3 separate regions of the Mus musculus genome follow, and all the other regions are linked to region 1. The links are chromatin loops, found by intact Hi-C in ENCODE. Cell type or tissue: heart. All regions are shown on one strand. Links, peaks and the distances in the headings refer to the core of each region. The heading gives the core; the rest is flanking DNA.

Region 1 (8,401 bases), core at 1,923-6,922:
TCCTTAAATTTTTATTTTATGCCGGGCGGTGGTGGCACACGCCTTTAATCCCAGCACTTGGGAGGCAGAGGCAGGTGGATTTCTGAGTTCGAGGCCAGCCTGGTCTACAGAGTGAATTCTAGGACAGCCAGGGCTATACAGAGAAACCCTGTCTTGAAAAAAATAAAAATTTATTTGAGTGTGTGTGTGTGTGTGTGTCCGCCTGTCCTGTGCCTGTGGAGGTCAGAGAACAGCTTTGTGCAGTCAGAGGTAAGGGGTTCAATAGTGATTATTGACTTGTTTCCAACTCAGTTCTTGTCTTGCCGTCTCCAAGAATGAGGTGATCAATGAAATGTACAAGTTAGGACTAATAACTTTCTAAGTGGGATAAAAACCATCTAAAACAGGTTGCCATGCTGGTGATTTAAATAAAACAGGCCAGAACTCTGAGTAGCCATAAGATGCTCTCAAGAGCCATTATGGATCTATAAAATGTTGCAGCTCTGGGGAGTGTTAGAATTCTAGATGCCAGCCAAGGTCAGTTCCTTGTAGATGAAGTCTACAGGTTGAGCAGGGTTAGAATTCTCCCACGCCCAGGCTTTCTTATGATGTTCCAAGGTAGTAGATGTGACTCCAATGCACCTTTCCATCCGTATCTCCCAGAACACCATGCATTCAAACCCTCATGCAACCTCCAGAGCTCTCTACACTGCTGTTCTGTCTCTCAGTTGGGCCTATATGGGTTTGTGAGGTGCTTCTCTTGGGGCCGGGTATAGTAGTAATTTCTCATTCTAGCTCCCAAATAATTGACACAACAACCTATTAAGTTTATTAACAAGCTTTGGGCTATTCTGACCCTCTAAACTATCCATTTTCCAGCTGCCAGGTCCTTATACCTTCAATCCAAGTCTTGCTCTGACTTGCTCTGCTCCACGTGTGTCCTCACGGCAACTCCCTTGGTGACCTGCTCATCACAACTCCTGGACCCTCTCTCTGCCTCATGGCCACCTCCACCTGGTCTCTCTAACTGGGATCAGAAGTCCTGCCTTCTGTCCCAGCAGTGTGCTGATAGGGTCTCTGTTAACCAATTAGAGAGAGTTGGGGAACATTCTTTACACAACATTGATACAGGGGATGGTTCAAAAATCATGACGATGCTAGCATCTGGGCTGTAACCAGATTTCTGGGCACAGAAATCGGCAACTGAATACAAAGTGCACAAGACCAAGCCCCAGGAGGGGAGGAGGAGCCAATGCCTTTTCTTGGAACTAGGGAACGTTGAAAGGCGCCTCCTTATCGACGTGAGCAGAGCCAGAGAAAGCAGAGCACAGAACCTTTTCTACAAGCAAACCGCTTACTTCCCTCATGGCATGAGGTTTCAAACTGTTTCTGTGGCTAGTTCCTCTCCAGCTGATTCCTCACAGGGACTGGAAAATCGCCCCCCACTTCTGGGTCTCCAGCTCAGCTCTGGCCGGAACATTTCTGTTCTGATTTCCCAGGCCTGCCTGTGTGAGATATTTGCAGAGTCCTACACTGCCTGCTTTACTTGGCTGCCCTGAGAATGTATTCCTGAGGCCAGGTGGATGAATGGTGAATTGACTCCAGTGTTCCGCAGAAGGTACGGAGCCAGGAAATGGCTGATCATTAACAGGCTCCAGCCGGAAAAAACTACGGGGTTAAAAACCCAGAGGTGTTACGTGGTAGCTCAGTGATTCCCAGTGTTCTCTGTTTGCCTTTGGATAAAGCATACTTACTTTCAACTGCTAAAAATTGCATTTTAAACCTTTGGGGTATATGACTGTTTCTAACATGAAATGGGGGTACGAGGGTGTCCTCAACCTCAGGTTCTTCTGCAGCTTCCTGAACAAGAAGCCTATCAGGTTTGCAGAATCGGAACGGTGAGCCAAGCCCCAAACAGGCCTGACCGCATTTTGAGCAACGATCAAATGTCCTAGTCGGAGAGACGTGACGTTTTATTAGCAAAGCTTCTCCTGGCCCTACAGCCGCCAAGGCTTCATGAGATCCTTTAAACTCCAAACCCCAGCCCCTCCCTCCACCGCTCCTGGACACTCTCACGCCTCCGCTTATCTAGCCTCAAACAAAGCAAGGGAGAGGAAACAGGTTCTCTGGGTGTCGGGGCTCTGTCAAAGCAGAGAAGAGACAGCTGGACGGCTGGTCCCTTGCTTTTCTCTGGCCCATGGTACAACTTTGGCATCAGATACGTGTTGCTTTTATTTTGTGGTGCACAGCAGTCACGTGATTGGATGGCATATACAAGCATTATATTGTGTGACTCTTCATCATTTGAGACAGCAGTAAGCCCCCTTCTCCTTCCTGGTGACCGTCGCTGAAACAGATGCAAAGTCTTGAATTCTCTTGTCTTGGAATGAGTCGCAAGACATTTAAGTGGGGAGCCACAAGATTGAGTTTTTCTGGTTGCTGTCTTGTGCCAACTCTCCCTCTAGGCACGTGCACGAGAACATGCATGAGACACACACACACACACAAAGAGGGCGGGGCATTGTCTCTGTCACTTTGCCCCCACAGCTTTCCCCACGACAGAGGGGCATTTGAGAGAAGAGTGGGCCTGACCCCAGCACCTCTGTGTGGGAGTTTGTGTGGGCAGCAGAGAATTTGGAAGGGTGGCATGACTCTTTCAGTCACTTGTTTCTGTGTCTTCTGAGTTTTCTCGTGGCTCAAGTGAGCCGAGGAAAGGCTGTCAGGGAAGAGAGCTGCTGCCGGACTCTGCAAAGGAAACAGCCGCACCGCACCTACTTAAGGAAGCAACCGGAGCCAAGAGAGGATGGCTTGCCTCTACCTCAGCATGCTCCAGGCCTGTGGCACTCACAGGAACAGAGGAGAGTGACAGGGACCCCAGTCTCAGCGCAGAGCACCTTCCCTTCTTGGGGACAGACAAGTCCCTAGGTCTCCTCATGATCCATACCAGACCAGCCCTAAGTTTCCATTCAGTGGAGCTGGGAAGATGAAGAAAACATAGAAGTTAAAACTGAACTCACGTTCACTGGCTTTGTTCAGATAGCGCATTGTCTTAAATAGCTTCGGAGGTGGCCCCGACTTTCAGTGCGATTCTGAGAGGGTTGGTTTTTTTATCATGGTTGTTTACCTTTTAAAAAGTAAATTGAGAACTAAAGTATGCCCAGAAGATTTTAAGAAAATATCTCTTACTTGGGCAATGGTAATGAATCCCAGCACTCGGAAGGCAGAGGCACGCTGATCCCTGTGAGTTTGACACCAATCTGGTCTTCAAATCGAGTCCAGGACAGGCAGGGCTACACAAAGAAACACCCTGTCTCGAAAACAGAAAACAACAACAGAAGAAATAAACAATATTTTTTAGATATTCATTTACTCCTGTGTCTGCATGTGAAAAAAGGCTTTGGGAGTCTGTGTGTGTGTGTGTGTGTGTGACTGTCTCTCTGTCTCTCTCTCTCTGTCTCTGCCTCTCTCTCTCTCTCTCTCTCTCTCTCTCTCTCTCTCTCTCTCTCTCTCTCTCTCTCTCTCCCTCCCTCCCTCCCTCTCGTTTTTTTGAGACAGGACTTCTCTGTGTAGCCCTGGCTGTCCTGGAACACCAGGCTGGCCTGAAACTCAGAGATCCGCCTGCCTTTGCCTTCCCAGTGCTGGGCTCCAAGCTGCGTGCCACCACCGCTTGGCGAGGGCTATCCTTTTCTAGTCATCTCTGCTTGTTCCTTTCGTAGGAGGGAGGGTCTATCGTGGAACTCAGGGCCAGGGTTTCTTAGCGGAGTTGGAAGTATCAAGTCCCAGTGATTCTTCTGTCTCCTCTGCCGTGGTCCCTTATGTAGGTCCCAGGACACGACTCCAGTTCTCAGGATTGTGTGCCAAGCGCTCTTGACCTCTGAGCGAGCACTTGAGCTTTTGTCCTCGAGACAAGTTCTCACGTATGCCAGGTGGCCTCACACCTCGAGCTAATCAAGCTTACTCCATCACACCTGCTTTATGAGGTACTGAGAGTCACAGTCGGGACTTTGTGCCGACTGAGCTACATCCCCACACTTTGTGGCACCCCTCTTTGAAAGCTGCATTTGGAGACTGTTAAATTCTGTAATTCCTGGGGGGTGGGGGAAGCTGACCTAGGGTGAGTTTGTACTTCAAATTTCATGTGGTTGTGACACAGCAGATGTGTCTAGAGGAGGTATTGCGGGACAAAGGAAACAGGGTGAGAGCTGGGGTGGACAAAGCGACCTGGTCCAGTCTATTTGGACTTAGCATACTACTTTTTATAAACCCCGGTAGAGGGCGCAGTCTCCTCGTCCTTGAAGCGCCCACAGGTCATTGTTCTGAAGGCATCCCACCGAGTGAGTATTCAAAACACCAAGGATAGAGTTGGAGGTGCTGATCATGAAGCCCAGCAGGGCAGCGAACCGGAAGCTGAAGCAGGACGGTGGTCTGCAAGTTTGAGGCTAGCTAGTCTACATGGTACATTCCAGGCTATCCAGGTCTACATAGCAAGACCGGGTTGAAGAAAAGGAGGGGTGGGGAAGGGAAGGAGAAAGAGAGGAAGGAGGAAGAAAACAGCACAGACCAACCTTGAACTGCTCCTAGCTCACCCCTGAGAGGATGAAAGGACTCGTTCTAGATACTCGGATACTCGGACGGACTTATTCAGGAGGGTAGGTCGAGGCGCTGGCTGTGCAGCTTTGAGGTGCTTAGAAATTCAGAGAGTCTACCTCTTCCCTGGTCTCTAAAGAAGCGGTCAAGAGTTGTTGACTCTAGGAATACATTTATTGGGTCGGATGATTAGGGAACCTATGCCAAGACAGGCAGAGGCAGAAAATGGCACTGTTGTTTATTTGGTTGGTTGATTGGAGGGGGGACACTGTGTCAGGTAATCCAGACTCACTATGTAGCCAAGGGACCTTGACCCGCCTGATTTTCCTACCTAAATCTCCTACGTTAATGAGTACAAGTGTTCACAACAAGGCACTCGTTTTTTTTATTTTAATCCAAGCTATTTGAATTAGTCAATATAAGATGTCCAATATTGTGTGACAGCCACCGTTTCATCTTTTATTGTAAATAGATATTTTTTGCATACAATACATTCTGATTGTGTTTCCCTTCCAAAAACTACCTCCAGATCCTTCCCAACTCCCCAGCCACCCAAATCTACAGTCCGCTTTGCTCTCTCCAGTTAGACAGGGAACAGTGTTCTAAAAAGAAAAAGAAAAGGCTAGAGAAAAAGCTTACAAACATGAATAGGACAAAACAGATGAGTGAACAGAGAAGAAAAAGCCAGAGAAAAACCGCAGGAAACACATTCAGACACAGAGACACCCATGTGCACGCACATAAAAACACAAAATTGGAAGCTATAATAGACATGTAGGGGAATGGGGTGGGGAGCCCAGACAAAGCATTATGAGACAAAAATTAAAACAAAAATACCACTGAATTTGTTCTATGTTGGCCATCTACTGCTGGCATGAGGCCTGCCCTTAAGTGTGGTTTGTATACCCAGTGAAACTGTCATGCTTTTTTTTTTTTTTAAGTTCTTTACGTTTTTACTCTTTGTGCACAAAGACTAGCATGATCGGTTCCACTTGGTAGTCAGTTGAATCCATTCAAGGTCGCTTAGTCCAACTTAATGAAGCCTATGTCCTTCACGTACTGCCGGAAGCACTGGCGGCTCATGTTCAGCCCATATTTGAGAATCAGACCATGGCGGTTAGAGCAGACGCAGCAAGAGCGGGAACCCTGGCCGAACTTCCGTGGGTGATTCCAGTAGAGCTGCTGGTGACCCATCTTGCCTTCAGACACCCAAAGAGGGAAAAAGCTGTTATGCTTTTTGTTTGTTTGTTTTTTTGAGACAGGGTTTCTCTGTATAGCCCTGGCTGTCCTGGAGCTCACTTTGTAGACCAGGCTGGTCTCGAACTCAGAAATCCGCCTGCCTCTGCCTCCCAAGTGCTGGGATTAAAGGCGTGCGCCACCACGCCGGGCTACTGTTATGCTTTTTAAAAGGCATGTTGAAGTAGTACAATAATTTCTTAACTTAGAAAACGGTCCTCAGGGTTCAGAATTTAGAGTTAGAACAAGCTATGTACGAAATAACTCTTCAAAAACGTTTCCCAAATACAGTTTCCCTTTCTAAAAACCACCAGTGCCCTAATCCCCTTTATATCTACCAAAAAGATTCTATTCATATAGGAAGAGATAGGCCAGCAGCACTCTTCGGTTAGCCCACCACTGAAGAGGTGGACGAATCAGGGTTCCAAGTTCAAGGCCAGACTGAACCCCACACATTCACAGCCAGGCTGGGCGCACAATGTGACACTTTCTCAGAGACAGGGTCACACAGACAGCCAGAGTTTGAAGGCGGCTGTCTGACTCATGCATGGTTGCCTTTATCCACCAAACTGCATAGCTGCTACCTAAAATGTTTCCTCATTCTCTTTTTGTGGCTGCAATTTTATGGCTGCATCAAATTAAATGGCTGCCCTGTAATTTACTTGATCTACTCCTATTAGTGAGCATTTATATTTCTAACTCAATGTTACCCACATCCAAAAAAAAAAAAAATGTAGTTAGTGGACAGTTGTGGTGTAATCCCAGAACGTGGGAAGTGGAGGCATGAGGCCAGCCCTCACTCAGACTTGGATTGTTTGAGACCCTGTCTCAAACCAAGAAGAACATAATAAAATCTCAACCAAAAAATTGTAATTAGTTAGCATGCTTCGATGTCATTCGATGTCATTTCAAACATGTGGGATACATTTATTATTATTTATTTAAGACAAATTTTTAGAATTGAATTTTCTGAGACAATTTTTTAAAAGGTGTGTGTGTGTGTGTGTGTGTAGATGTCTGTGTCTGTGCATTTATTTGCATATGTGTATACAGATGCCCATGGAAGCCAAAAGAGGGTGTTGAAGTTCTTGGAGCTGGAGATGTAGGCTATTGTAAGCTGCCCAACACCATCATTGGGGAACCAAACAACAGTCCTCTGCAGGAACAGTATAAGTCTTTAGTTGCTAAGCCAAGTCTTAAACTTGTCAAGACAATTTTAAAAACAGGTTTATTTATTTATGTATATGTGTACTCTGTCACACACTTACACTCCTGCATGCCAGAAGAGGAGATCAAACCTAATAGATGGTTGTGAACCCACAGTGTGGGTGCTGGGAATTGAACTTGGTACCTCTGGAAGGACCGCCAGTGCTCTTAACCACTGAACCATCTCTCCATCCTCCTCCAGACAGTTTTTAATATGACTGTAAAGTTGGCATCTCCCTGCCTCTCACCTTCACACTCACATCCATGGCGGGTCCCCGTGCCCCTCATCCTTGGTGTGGACTTGCCTAGCCGTGTAGCACGCTGGTTAGTGTTGTTCCGGTTGTGAAGGAGACTGAGACCATACTGTCCTTAAGAACCTTCTGGACTGGACAGACTGGAGTGAGTCTCCATGGACCACTGGACAGCCTCTGTTTAATGAGTAAACCAAGCAAGCCACTGAAAGGAAGAAGGCAGAGTCCAAGGAGGAGGCTCATGGGCTTCTAACCAAGCAGTCGGCGGCCCAGGCTGTGTATTTGCTGAGAGTAAAACTAAATAAATAAGCTGAGTATGCTGTTCCCTGATTTCGGTACTGCAGAAGTTGGTGGCTTGAGCCAAGGAGTTTGAGGCCAATCTGGACAATGGGACAGAAAACAGGCTGTTCTGCTATGATCCCTCCAGAAGACCAAACCGAATGCTTCTTAGGCTATGTCTATGTCTCGTCATCTCCAGAGGAGAGTGGAAAGACAGTTAGTTGTAGGGCTGGAGAGATGGTTCAGTGGTTAAGAGCACTGTCTGCTCTTCCTAAGAGGTCCTGAGTTCAAGTCCCAGCAACCACATGGTGGCTCACAACCATCTGTAATAGAATCTGATGTCCTCTTCTGGTGTGTCTGAAGACAGCTACAGTGTACTCATGTACATACAATAAATAAAACTTTAAGAAAAAAAGAAAGAAAGAAAGAAAGAAAGAAAGAAAGAAAGAAAGAAAGAGAGAAAGAGAGAGAGAGAGAGAGAGAGAGAGAGAGAAAGAAAGAAAGAAAGAAAGGAAGGAAGGAAGGAAGGAAGGAAGGAAGGAAGGAAGACCGTTGTAGCAAGACTAATCCCCAACCTTCTGCATGTGTGTCTTTCTGTCTGTCTGTCTCACTATGTAACACAGATGCCTTCAAATTTGCATTCTTGCCTGGCGTGGTGGCACACACCTTTAATCCTAGCACTCGGGAGGCAGAGGCAGGTGGATTTCTGAGTTCGAGGCCAGCCTGGTCTGCAAAGTAAGTTCCAGGACAGCCAGAGATACACAGAGAAACCCTGTCTCAAAAACAAAAACAAAAACAAACAAATTTGCATTCTCCTGCTTCAACCTTCAAGATAAAGAAAGAAGTCTGAAGACATTAGACTA
Region 2 (6,636 bases), core at 1,637-6,636, 600 kb after region 1:
GAAGTGTGTTAATATTTAAAGCCGAGTCTGTGTTTGAAGCATAAAGAATTTTATCAAATTAAACAGTGGCAAATCACTCTCTTTGGAAGGAAAAAAATTACAAGTTGCCTTCAAATCCCTTCCTTATCTTTTAAAAAGTCAAAACACATTGCTTTTGGATCTCATCCTAGTTTTTATTCCAAGGGTTTGCAGACAGAAATTCTACAAAAAAAAAAAAAAAAAAACTAATCTCGTTTCTTTTTCTTTCTTTCTTTCTTTTTTCTGGGTTAACATACGTAAGCATGCATATTTGAGTATTAAGAAATCAGCAATAGTTATTTTCACATCTGACGTATGAGACCAATGCAAAGAGAGTCCCTCCCCGCTGTAGAATGACAAGAACTTGTATTCTGTCCTCCAAAGCTTTGAGAGTTGAGCCTGTGGGTCTAGACAGGCATGCACACGTGTTTATGTGCTTGCACATTGGAGTCACACAAAATAGGAAGAAGCCCCAAAGGCCAGGTGGTTGGAGCTTAAATCCTGCTTTGCACTGCAGGAAAAAAATGGAAGTGTTTCTCGGAGGAGACGGTACCAGAGAAGAACAGGGGTCTGGGACTTCCGGAGAAATCCCGGTGCAGGTGCAATCGTGGTAAATCATGAGGCACATGTATCCATCTCGCAGACAGGCGGCCACCTGGTTTCTGTCTGCAAACCCCTGGAATAGCAAACTAGGATGAGATCCAAAAGCAATGTGTTTTTACTTTTTAAAAGATAAGGAAGGGATTTGCAGGCAATTTGTAATTTTTTTCCTTCAAAAGAGAGTGATTTGCCACTCTTTAAGGCAGGCACCTTGGTCTCCCCCTCGGTAAGCAGGGGATACACACCTGTAACCCCAGCGATGGGGAAGCTGAAGCAGAACTCAAATTCAAGACTAGTCTTGACGATAGCACAAATCTGAGACCAGCATGGACTCCATAAGACCTCATCTCAAACACAACAACAATAGCAACAACACAACACAACACAACACAACATAAAAACCAGAGTATACATATCATAGAATGTAAGTCCTCTTTCCTGTGAGACGGTTCTTCAGCTAGTGACATGACAAGGAGGGAGCTCATGGCAGAGCATCCCTTCTGGAAGAAAGTCGCTTAGTTAGAGAACGTCAGAGACGGCCTGGCTGAGAGCACTAAGATCAGCATATCTGCTATCTTAATCCTTCTTCCTTCCCCTCTTTCCAGAAGTGTTTCCATTGTTGCCATTATTGCCTGACTCTTGCAAATACATAAAAGGATAACGCACACCTTCTCTACAGGAAATTAAATTTTCTTTTTCAGTTTCTTGGGGCAGCGACTCCAGTGTCCCAGGCTAGCCTTGTCCAGTGTCCCAGGCTAGCCTTGAACTTGAGATGTAGTTGAACATGGATGGCCTTGAACTCCTTTCTAATCTTCCTGTCTCCCCCTCCCAAGTGTTGGGATCTCAGTCATGCACCGCCACAATCGATGGGAAGTGATTATCTTGTATCGCCATACACAAGTAACTATAAAACAAAACAAAAAGGGAGAAGAGGAAAGAATGGGAGTTTTTAGGGTATCTGGAGTCTCAGGATATTCTATAGTCATGTGATAGGTGGCCGATAGAGCCTGATAGGTTTCTTAAGCCTTTAAGGAAACCCCATGAGGGAGAGGCAAGGCAAGTCTGCTGATTATGCGTTAGAGTTCTGAACAAAACACTTACCAAATAATCCACCTCCATATGCAGAACTAAAGAGAGCCTCATAAATGACAGAGGCAGTGAAGGCGATGGACACCATATGAAGACAGATGCTAAGCCTTATCTTGTTCTGGTAACCCTTCAGAATCTGCAGGCCCAAATGGAGTCGAGGCTCTCAGTAACAACAGTGCTCAGGTCCCTGGAAACCAACCTGGGTACCTGTTGGCTTCAGCCACAGGCCAGAAACGTCACCCATAATGAAGCGAGTGGGGAACTAGCCATGGGCTGCCCCGCTCAGCTCCAGGCTTAGGGACCTTTAAGTCACTGAAAGGCAGAGAAGCTAGAAGGTGAACTTGGGTTTGCCCTCAGTAACATGGAGACCGACTCATCTGTAAGAGAAAGTTATGTTTCTCAAAGAGGTTTCCCTTGTAAAGTGTCTTTTCTGCACCTGGAAGAAAGGAGTGGGGGGGCAGCGGGGTTGGGTGTGTGTGTGCCTGAGGGAGGGCTCACCCCCCCCCCCATGCAAGGCCTGGGCTTGACCCCCTCACAGTGAAGAAAAGAAGGACCTAAATTCACATAACAACGTACATCTGTTCTAGGACGCTTTTCCAGGCCGTGCCGTCTTAACTGGGTCATCCTTTATTCTAGTCTTTGTTTCAAAGTCTGATAGTATTTAGGCCTGACGGTTAAATGCTTTTTCTAAAAAAAAAAAAAAGATCTACTCTAAAGACTTTTTTTCTTCCACATATACGGGAGGTATAAGGGATTTAAGTTAATAAACATGCCTGCTTCTCTCCTGTTCATCTTTCTTTTATTATAGGGAGTTCCAGTTTAGCTATGAAAAATAGAGGAAAGAGGTCTTACCACTGCTACCGCTGCTTTCTCCTCTGACGTGGAGGGCTTGTCAGGAGGCAGGAGAGGGCCTCAGAGGTCCCTGTCCCTCTCATCCTGAGGAAGCAGTTAGCACAGTGCACCCAAAGTATGCACAGGGGACACTGAACAATGCAGGGCCCTTTATGTCCTCAGGCGTTTGACTTCTGGCCCACTGCTGCACTGACCACAAGATCCCTACAAATAACTCCCACATGAGAGAGAGGCACAGAAAGCTTGTGGGATGTTGCATTAAAACTGGATACACCTAGATAGAGGGCACAGCAGGCTCTGAAGAGCAAGAAAGGGCTCGTTTTTTTGTGTCTAGTACCAAGAATGCATTGCAAGCCCACTTCAACGAACAAGTACTCCCTGAATAGTGAGTGCTACGTTTGAAAGTCCCGGAAAAGGGATTTCACTTCACGTTGCAGATTATCCAGGTTAGCATGAAAAGAGGCCTAACCAACACTTTATACATGCAAATCGGGCACAAGATGTTCTTTTATTCAATTATTTATTGGGCATCTGCTATGGGCTGCCATCAGCATTCAAGGCGCTAGAAACAGAACGTTCTACAGTTGTGACACATATTCTTGTGATTTCGTTCACTCGCAATTCATCATTTGGATATAAAACAATATTGCCAAAAAAAAAAAAAAATCAGTTTTAAAGTGTGAGTGATATGTGGTGGTGCAAGCCTATAGTCCCAGCGACTGGAGAATCTCAAGTTGGAGGCAGCTGGAGCTTCATAGTGAGTTCAAGATGGAGCTGGTGTTCCGGTCTGTAAACTCTGGCTATTAGGGATGCTGAGGCTGAAGGAATACAATCCTGGGTTATAGAGTCCCAGAGATCAATAGCCAAGAGGGTTACATAGAGATCCTGCCTCAAAAAAGTAAGTATTGGGGATGTGGCTTAGTGGTAGAGCCCTATCTTGGCAAAACCCTAGGTTCAATTCATCAGCCCAGCAGACTATTTCCAAAAAAAGGAAAATTCATCAAGACTGCTGTTAGTTCCAACAGCACTGGAAAGATCTGAAGGGTAAATTAGAGAAGAGTCAAATTTTTACTAGGAACCTCTTTTACTCATCACACACACACACACACACACACACACACACACACACACACAAACACACACACACACACACACACACACACACACACACACACACACACACACACACACACACACACACACATACCTGGCCTCCATAGCAACAGGAAATTGTGTCTTTACTTAATCCGGTAGTCTACTGCCACCTTGTGTCCAAACTCCTCAATTACACAGTGAAGTAGTGCCATTTGCAAAGGTACTAAGTTAATTTACTATTGCCGTTAAAGGACAGAAGGAAGGAATCTCTCTTACTTCTCTAGGGTCCTAGTCTTTCCATTGGCTGAAAAATTATCAACAGATGAAAGAAAAAGGTGTGTGTACTTACACTCACCAGGGCTTTGCAGGAAGCCACCACCTTAGTAAGATTCACACATCAATGTAGCTGGCTTTATAGGGGAGAGGAGAATTGAGGGATGCTGTAGAGGGGGTAGCACATTTTTAAAAAGGAGAATTGAATGGCCTACAAAACACACAGTCAAAGGCTTGGGTCAAAGGTCACTGGGCTCTACATGTGGTATTTGATTTTTTTTCCCCAGTCTCTTCCTCTGATGAATTTAATCTTCTTTGGTTAATGAAATTTCAGTAAGAGGATTGAAGGTAACTGTGTGGCTTTTTTGTTGTTGTTGGACCTGCGGATCGGGAGATAAGGGAACTGCAGAGCAAAGCTTCTCCCTGCACTGTCAGGGAAGGAAACAACAAGGGACCTTAATTCTTCTTAGGCCTTCCAATTTCCCTTAGTTCAAAGTGCTCAGCACCGCTTGGCGGAGGCATTTGCTGAGTCCCCACACTGCTGCCATAAATTATCACAGGCTTGGTAGTTTAAAGACAACCCAGGCGGTTTCATAATCCTGCATTTGAATCATGCATTTGAAATAGACCTCAGCGGGCTAAAATTAAAGTATCAGCAGGACCCACATTCCTTCTCAGAGCCTGGCGGAAGTTTGCGAGGTTTGAAGTTTGCGCCTGTGTTGCCTGGTGGTCCCTTCACAGTTTGCAGGGCCGTCGTGGGGAGTGGGATCATCCTCGGGGTGCAGCGTTCTGACACTGTGTCCCCGTCCCCTTACAAGGATCTTCTGATTACCCTGGGCCCATCACCAGGATATGCTCCTGTCTCAGCTCTCTACCTGCAACCTCAGTCCTCCCCAGCCGTATCGCATCCCCAGCCGTATGCTCCTGTCTCAGCTCTCTACCTGCAACCTCAGTCCTCCCCAGCCGTATAGCACAGCCCGTTTATAGGTTTGATAAACTAACATATCCTCTTTGGGGCAAACAGCATTATTTTGCCTTCCGAAGAATCTATTAATTTTTTTCTGGGAATACACATGCTACTTATATTCAGTCAGATGGTAGCCAGTAAGTCTGACTTTCTGTGCCCTTGTTTGTGACGTGGAACTAATGAAGAGAAAAAGAAAGATCTCTGTCACCATGTCTAAAAGTGTTTACTAAGTGTTTAGAATTCCCCCAAGTCCCCCCAAATACACACTATTGATCTTAACTAGAAAACTCACTGAATATAAAAGTAGTGCTGGCCAGGCAGTGGAGCGCACACTTGTAATCCCAGCTCTCAGGAGGCAGAGGCAGGTGGATCTCTGAGTATGAGGTCAGCCTGGTCTACAGAGTGAGTCCCAGGACAGCCCGGGCTACACAGAGAAACATTATGTATAAAAACCAAACCAAACCAAACCAACAACAACAACAACAAAAACCCAAAAACAAAAAATAACAAACAAAACAACCCAAACCAAAACCAAAACCAAAACAAAAACAAAAAACAACGAAGTGGGCATATGAGACCAAATACTGCTTTATAACATAGAAAACATGTATGATTTTTGTTGTCTTTTTTTTTTGAGATCCGGTCTTCTGTAGCTGAGGTGCATGGCCTTGAACTCCTGATTCTCCTGCCTCCATCTCTCAAGTTAAATAGAGAGTCTTGTTTACCAGGGACATGGTTTTATTTACACATTGGTAGGAATTAAACTCATAAGAACTTTTTAAAAAGTTAACGGGGTTACAGAAAGAGGGGAATGAAACAAATCTGTGTTGATTCTTGATTCTTCACTGGTGCCAGGAGAAGGCCCGCATTGGCCAGCCAGGGCAGTGTGGCCACATGACATCCACTAGACATTTATTTGCTTATTGGTGCTGGTGATCAAAACCAGGATGTCAAGCTGGGCAGTGGTGGCACACGCCTTTAATCCCAGCACTTGGGAGGCAGTGGCAGGTGGATTTCAGAGTTTGAGGCCAGCCTGGTCTACAGAGTGAGTTCCAGGACAGCCAGGGCTACACAGAGAAACCCTGTCTGGAAAAACAAAAAACCAAAAACCACGGTGTCCTGCGTTCCAGACAAGCATTGCCTTATCACATAGTCACATTTCCTGTCCGCATCCCCTAGATTCTAATGGCTTGTTTCTCAGTGCCCTTCGTATTGTGGATGATAAACAGGGTCCTCCTTGGTTAGCATTTATAAAACACAGCATCCTTTTTTCTCTGAATGTCGACAGCGTGTGCTAATAAAACATCCAAGGAAAACCAACAAGATGAAGGCCTTGGGTTTTCCTTAGTGTTTCTCTGCCTTTCCAGAACATCACAAATACAGTGGTTGGTTTTACCTTGTCGGCACCTTTTGTGACAGGCTTTATCAGAGCAGGCTGTTATCCCGAACAGAATAATACCTAAGAGCCACCATGAGCTCGCGGCTCATTAAAGACGAGTTCCTTAGATAGAAATAACTATAACAGGATGTTCTTACTTAATCTTTTAAAGGCTTTGAATCATGTAACTTGGATAGTCACCAAAAACTGTATATATAGCTATTCTTAAGAATGCTATGTTCCCTCGAGGAACCAAAGCCCACAGTAGGGTGTGTTCTACTGTCCTTTCCTTGTGTTGTTCTCTTCTGCTTTCTTAATGCCTCTGCTTAAACCCAAATCTTCTCTTTCCTTCTTCCTCCCTCTC
Region 3 (6,636 bases), core at 1,637-6,636, 71 kb after region 1:
CCCTGTTAGCTGTGTGGGATGAGAACACTGCCTCTTTAACACTCTGCCCTCCTCCTCCTTGTAGAAGAGAATGCTTCTGATCTCTGCTGCCTCCTCTCCTCTCTGGTGCAAGTGATGATGGACGCCCACTGTCGAACCAGGACTGGATTCCAGAGCCTCATCCAAAAGGAATGGGTCATGGGTGGCCACTCTTTCTTGGACCGCTGTAACCATCTCCACCAGAGTGACAAAGAGGAGGTGAGTGTCCTCACTGCGGACAGTTGCAGTCCTGGGGAGAAACTCCCTCTCACTGGGCCAGTGTCCTCCGTCAAATATGCTTGTCAGGTACAAGTCATACCCCACAGACACCAGGAAGCTGCTCCATCACCTCAGGATGACTTTGAACGCTTTAAACAACATGAATCCTTCCGGGACTAAAAGCATATCAATCAATGAGCATGTTCAAAGTTTTCTAACTTGTGTAGAGTAAGGTTATGTATATGTTTCATACTAGGAGAAATATGGTTTTGTAACACTTAGAAAATGACTTTGGAAGAGGGAATCCTTCAAATCTCGCTAAATTTAACTTTGCAGTGAGTGGTATTTTGTGTATAAGTTTACCATAGAAGGTGCACTTAGCAGAGCCCATGTCCCTTATGTTCGTGCCATCCATTGCTAGAGCCTTTGGAGAGCTGGAGAAGTGGGCCGAGTCCCAGCCTCTCCTCTCCATTGCTCTGTTGTATGGGGTATGGGCTTTTGGTGATACTGCCTAAACCCTTGGCTTTGAACTCCAGAGTCTTCCATCTCCTCATCCCATGTAGCTGGGGATACTCAGGCCTCTGTCACTATGCCATTTAGTTTCTTTCAGGCCAGACCTATGCTCTTCTGTATGCTATCAAACTTAAAAAAACCACCATTTCTTAGTCTTGGCAGGGACTTGGAGGAAGTAATTTGAAAGGCTAATGAGATACACATACTTTGATAGGCTCAACCCTTTTAGGGTCACTCACACTTAAGAGCCCTACCCTTACTATACAGTGAGGTTTGTATGTTTGACGTCCATATATTTAGCACATATAGGTATATGCCTCCAATCCCAGTGCGTGGGAGATGGACACAGAAGGAATAAATTTCACGTTCATCCTTGGCTACATGATGAGTTTGAGACCAGCCTGAGATTATAGTACCTTAGTGGTATTGTCCGTAATATGTAGCATGAAGCCTCTTGAGTACCAACATGCTGACTTCTGAAGGATACCGGACTGACGTGATTGTGATATTGATGTAGAGCTGGCCTTATCCAATAATTCGTAACCTTCCTCTTAGCGGTTCTGTGATAGGCCTGCATCTCTACTCTTGTAGAAGGTGGACACTGTCACGGTCTTGCCTTACCCTGTTGCAGGATCACTCTTGTAGAAGGTGGACACTGTTATGGTCTTGCCTTACCCTGTTGCAGGATCACTCTTGTAGAAGGTGGACACTGTCACGGTCTTGCCTTACCCTGTTGCAGGATCACTCTTGTAGAAGGTGGACACTGTCACGGTCTTGCCTTACCCTGTTGCAGGATCACTGGTGGATCTTAAGTGTAGTTCAACTGAGAAACTGGCTCAAAAGAGGACCCAGTTAACAAAACACATTTGAACGTAGGTAGGATTGCAAGCTCTTGTGTGTTAGTATATAACCACTCCGCAGTTTTAGGCACTCGTCTTTGGCACGGTAGGTACTTGAGATGCTGATGCTAACCCACAGGGCCTGGTCTCCCTGAGAATGTTCATCACTTGGAGTAGGTTGTCTGTTCGCCAGAGAGGCAGGGTTCCGAAGCTTCTGGTGGCTGTCAACTGAGCTCGGGACAGGCCCTGCTGGACCTAGGCTTGCTAAGTAATGTGTGTCTTGTTCTCACATAGGTCCCTATCTTCCTGCTTTTCTTGGACTGCGTCTGGCAGCTGGTGCACCAGTATCCCCCAGCATTTGAGTTCACAGAGACATACCTGACTGTTTTGTCAGATAGCCTGTATATACCTATTTTTAGCACCTTCTTCTTCAATTCACCTCATCAAAAAGATACTAACATGGTAAGAGTCCCGCTTAAAGACCCATGTGTTCGCCTTTAATCCCAGCACTTGGGAGGCAGAGGCAGGCGGATCTCTGAGTTTGAGGCCAACCTGGTCTCTGTGTGTCAAAGAAGCTGCATCTCACAGACTCCATGTATAACTGTGACTCTAAAAGTGGCATGTATTCGAGGTATCCCAGCCGTTCCTACCTAGGAAAGTATTTAATCCTTGCATCACACTGGTTATATATTGTCATCCCAGAAAAATCTTGAAACACAATAAGTATCTAGCCCAAGAATATATATTGCAAGTATTAAGATGAAAGTCAATTTTGGAGTTTGGGGGTTAAGCCAAATTAAAAGTAAACCTTTTTAAAGGTAGACCAGATGTCCTCTCTTCATTATCTCAATGCCTAGAGTTTCTCTGGGACAAGAATGGATTCCCAGGGAACAAGATAGCTGGGCTTTGACTTTGGTCCCTGCTCAGCCTGTGCCTTCATCTAGCCCTCTCCTGCTTTGTGGTTGACTTTGAGTTGGTAGATTGCTGGGTCCCAGAGGATGCAGGAACAGGGAAGCTGCATCTTAGACAGCCCTGCGCTCAGTGACAGCCTCGCAGCCTGCCTGCTCCACACCCTCAGGTGGTTCACTTGTGCGTTCTTAGCCTCAGTTTCCTCAGATGGCAAATATGGGAAGGTAGGGGTTAACTCACCAGGTTACTGTGAAAAAAACCCAGCCTGAAAGCAGACACAGAGCACTGGAAATAAGGGCCTTCCACCATCTTCCCTGCCAAGGGCGTCTCCCTTGAGAAACACAGTACCTCCACAGGCACTCATTCTTCCTGAAGCCTGTTTCTGAGAACGTGTGTTTGCTCTCCAGCCGTCCCTGGAAGCTATGCTGACCTATGCTTGTTTTGGCAGGGTAGGGAAAACCTGGATGCACAAAGCAAGCCTTTGACTCTGCTCACCGTGTGGGACTGGTCAGTACAGTTTGAACCCAAAGCACAGACGTTACTTAGAAACCCTCTCTATGTGGAAAAGCCAAAACTGGACAGAGGCCAGCAGAAAGGATCACGTTTCAAAGTAAGATGTGCTGTCTTCACCCCACCCCACCCCACCCCACCCCACCCGCGCCTCCATCCCATGTGTGTGAGGACAAAGGCTACTTTATGGATCTCTCTGTTGGTGTGTTGCCTCTTCCTATGGCGTGCAGTTGGGATCTGTGGTGGTGCTCGGGTTAGGGTCTCAGTGATGCCCTTACTTTAGCAAATCCACCTTTGCTTTGATGGCTGTCACTGAGACTGCTGTGACTACAGTTGTGCTGCATGGAATTGTACCTCTTACCCTCTTACACTGAGTGTGGCTGGTAGATAAAGGGAGCATTGATTCGGAAAGTTTACCACACATTTGCCAGTTCATAAAGCTCATAGCGAGACTTTTTCTTTGTTTTTAATAAAAACTTTACTATTTTATATGCATCTGTATTTTATCTGATGTATGTCTGTGTACCACATGTGTGTCTGGTGCCCACAAAGCCCAGAAAAAAAGGCATCAGACCCCCTGGAATTGGGCTTATAGTCCCTGTGAGCCTCCATGATTCCCATGTGGGTGCTGGGAATCAATCCTGAATTCTGGAAGGGCACTCAGTGCTCTACCTATGAGCCGTATCTCTAGCCCCAAGACTTTGCTTTTTTCTTTTTCTTTTTAAAGAATTATTTATTTATTGTGTGTACATGAGTACACTCAAGCTGTTATCAGGCACACCAGAAGAGGACATCAGATCCGTTACAGATGGTTGTGAGCCACCATGTGGTTGCTGAGAATTGAACTCAGGACCTCCGGAAGAGCAGTCAGTGCTCTTAACTGCTGAGCCATCTCTTCAGCCCCCCAAGACTTTTCTTAATAAACCTATAAACTGAGAGTGACAAGCATTGTGTCTGCACTGTCTGTCCCGTGTCTGTTCTACCTTCCTACTGCAGGGGGATGGCTGTGCCCCAGTGTTTACACAGTTGTCCCCTCCAGCTTCGGCCCATGAACCGGAGTTCGCCCGCCTATGCCCTAAACCACAAAACACAAGTCCTTATTTTCTTTTAGATAAACTTGTTCCTGATTTTACTTACTAACATGCCCTAGAGTTCTCTAACTGATGCACAGTTTAAACAGCATCCCTGGTCTGCATTCTGTCAGCTGGCCTGGAATCTCTCTCAGATCCCTTAGGCTCTCAGAGCCCATAGCGCTGGCAGGTCTACACCTGTGCGTGTCATTAGCTTTCCCACTGCTGTTCTGCCTGATTCTCGAGGCCTCTGGGAGCCCTACCGGTTCAGGCGTGGAACGAGGTTCTAGTCTAAGAAAGACTGGATGCAGGTGAGCCATGGCCAGCACTTGGAGACAGTGTCAGCTGCTGGGCACTAGACCTGTCATGTCACCTTCTTAGCTGTCCTCAGGCCCAGGATGCTAACCTTTTCTGTTGGTAGAGCAAGATTGCTTGCTGCATCTTATGCAAAGATGTGCTTTTCTGTGGTGTGCTGTGCCCCCTGGTGGCAGCCTGCTTGTCCTCTAGAGAGTGGGCTAGAGTCACAGAACTGACTGGTACCTGTGGGGCAAGGAGCTGCTCGGACAGCTAGGCACCCCTTATCTGATGTCCTCACTGTCTCTTCTTAGAGACAATGGCAGGTAATGTCAGCTCCAGAAGAGGTTGGGAGGGAAGATTCAAGCCAGAGGGCAGGATTGCAGGCTGTGTAAATGAGGCAGGGTGGGGGTGAGCAACATTGCAAGGCTCACATGAAAACTCCCTGTGTAATCCAAGCTAGCCCTAAGCTCCTGGCTGTGTCTGGTCTCAGCCTCCCAAGCATGGAGTTATGGGCATCAGCCACTGCTCTCCTGTAAGATTCCTCTTCCTGCATTTGTGCCTTTTCCTTTGAACATTGATGAGTCCCCACAACCTCTGACCTGTCTTCATAACCCTCTCACAGTGTACCCAGAATGTAATACCTAACTTTATTCCAGAGAAAGTTAGCAAGCAGGAACAAAACTTAAATGCTCCCATGTTTCCTGCTCTGAGCAGCCTGTCAGACAAGACTGTCTAGCCAAGTGAGCGCATTTCTCTATTGATTGCCCTTGTTCAAGAGAGACATGACTTCAGCTAGAACTCCACTGAGTGCCTGATAAGCTAAAAGGTTATTTTGTCCCTGGGATGATATCTTCAGGTAGTCAGTGCTGATGCCTTGAAGATGTGCAGAAGAGGCTGTAGAGAAGAGCTCTCAAAAAAAACAAAAAACAAACCAAGCAGTGCCCGGAGTGGTGGCACACCCCTGTACCGCCAGTGACTGGAAGGCAGAAGCAGAAGGATTCCTCCTGACCAGAGTGCTCTCCACAGTAGACCGAGGGTTCCAGGCTGACCAAGGCTACGACATAGCAGAACTGTGTCTCAAAAAGCCCCCAAGACTGCCCTTAATCACTAGCATGTGTTAAACTGGTTCCTGCAAAGTACTTTGTGTCTATTTGTACCCTTCTCTGAAGGACCAGTCTATCCCAGCATGCCTTGTGTGCAGCCCCACGTATGTCAGGTTTCTCTTGTTTGTTGATGGTGTATCACACAGATCACTCACTGCCACCATAAGCAGGCAGTCTCTCCTGTGCACTGTGTATTTGAATAGATACACATGAGATGGCAGTTCTTAGGTCTCTCAACACTGCTCATAGCAGGATGGTGATGCTCATTATATTAATTATTATTATCATCATTATTATTATTTTAATGAAAATAACTGTGACTTTGCCTCCTAACCAGATATTCTTTTGTGTTTTCTTCCAAAGCATCAACGACAACTTTCTTTGCCACTTACCCAGTCTAAGTCATCTCCCAAAAGAGGATTTTTCAGGGAAGAAACAGATCATTTAATCAAGAACCTCCTAGGCAAGAGAATTAGTAAACTTATTAACTCTTCCGATGACCTCCAGGACAGCTCAAGGGAGTTCTACGACAGCTGGCATAGCAAGCCCACAGACTACCACGGCCTGTTGTTGCCTCACATTGAGGGGCCGGAAATCAAGGTGTGGGCTCAGCGCTATTTACGTTGGATTCCAGAAGCCCAAATCCTGGGTGGTGGCAGAGTGGCCACCATGGGCAAACTCTTAGAGATGATGGAGGAAGTGCAGAGCTTGCAGGAGAAGATAGAGGCAAGACACCACAGGCAGGAGGCTGTCCATGCAGAGGCACCCGGCCTGCTCAGGAACTCAGTCCGCCTGTCTTCCTTGTTCCCCTTTGCACTGCTCCAGCGACATTCGGCCAAGCCTGTCTTACCCACCAGTGGCTGGAAAGCTTTAGGAGGCGAAGATGACCTGGCCAAACGAGAAGATGAGTTTGTGGACCTAGGGGACGTGTGACCTGTCTCCTCAGGGACTGTGAAAGAGGCACACTGTATGGTGGGACAGTTGTTCCCTGGACTGGTGTCACGGTGTTAGCCCAGTGGTGTGAAGGAAAGAGCAGAGGCTTTTGGGAAGAGAGCTTGTTCTCCTTTTCTTCCACAGTTCTGGAAGACATTCAATGAAAGCCATGCCTCTAGTATGCATAGGACGGAGTTCCTCCTTGACCTGTCATAGGATGGGGTC

What was found. Hi-C counts contacts between places; a loop is a spot of excess contacts. Peaks named below come from ENCODE experiments on the same cell type or tissue, not always from the same donor. Only the 100,000 strongest peaks of a DNase experiment are listed, where the experiment ranks them.
Region 2: it touches region 1 in a loop (2.4-fold over the local background); 11 of 42 quality-filtered maps call a loop at or near these places.
Region 3: it touches region 1 in a loop (7-fold over the local background); 21 of 42 quality-filtered maps call a loop at or near these places.

The regions. Positions count from the first base shown.
Region 1 is chr15:12,192,713-12,201,113 of GRCm38, forward strand. It overlaps the pseudogene Gm2581. Among named protein-coding and RNA genes, the nearest start is that of Mtmr12, 8.1 kb to the right of the region's middle. In heart, for the core only: a CTCF peak has its summit at 4,248 (motif pointing right); a DNase peak (open chromatin) is centred at 4,289; H3K4me3 peaks cover 1,270 bases; H3K27ac peaks cover 2,436 bases.
Region 2 is chr15:12,791,749-12,798,384 of GRCm38, forward strand. No RefSeq gene overlaps it. Among named protein-coding and RNA genes, the nearest start is that of Gm41274, 3.5 kb to the right of the region's middle. In heart, for the core only: a CTCF peak has its summit at 3,845 (motif pointing left); no DNase peak of the experiment used is centred there.
Region 3 is chr15:12,263,661-12,270,296 of GRCm38, forward strand. Mtmr12 (myotubularin related protein 12) reads left to right here. Exons shown (of 16, transcript NM_172958.4): 13 at 65-237; 14 at 1,884-2,051; 15 at 2,947-3,108; 16 at 5,842-6,636. The coding sequence ends at 6,411. Among named protein-coding and RNA genes, the nearest start is that of Gm52210, 54 kb to the right of the region's middle. In heart, for the core only: a CTCF peak has its summit at 4,569 (motif pointing left); no DNase peak of the experiment used is centred there.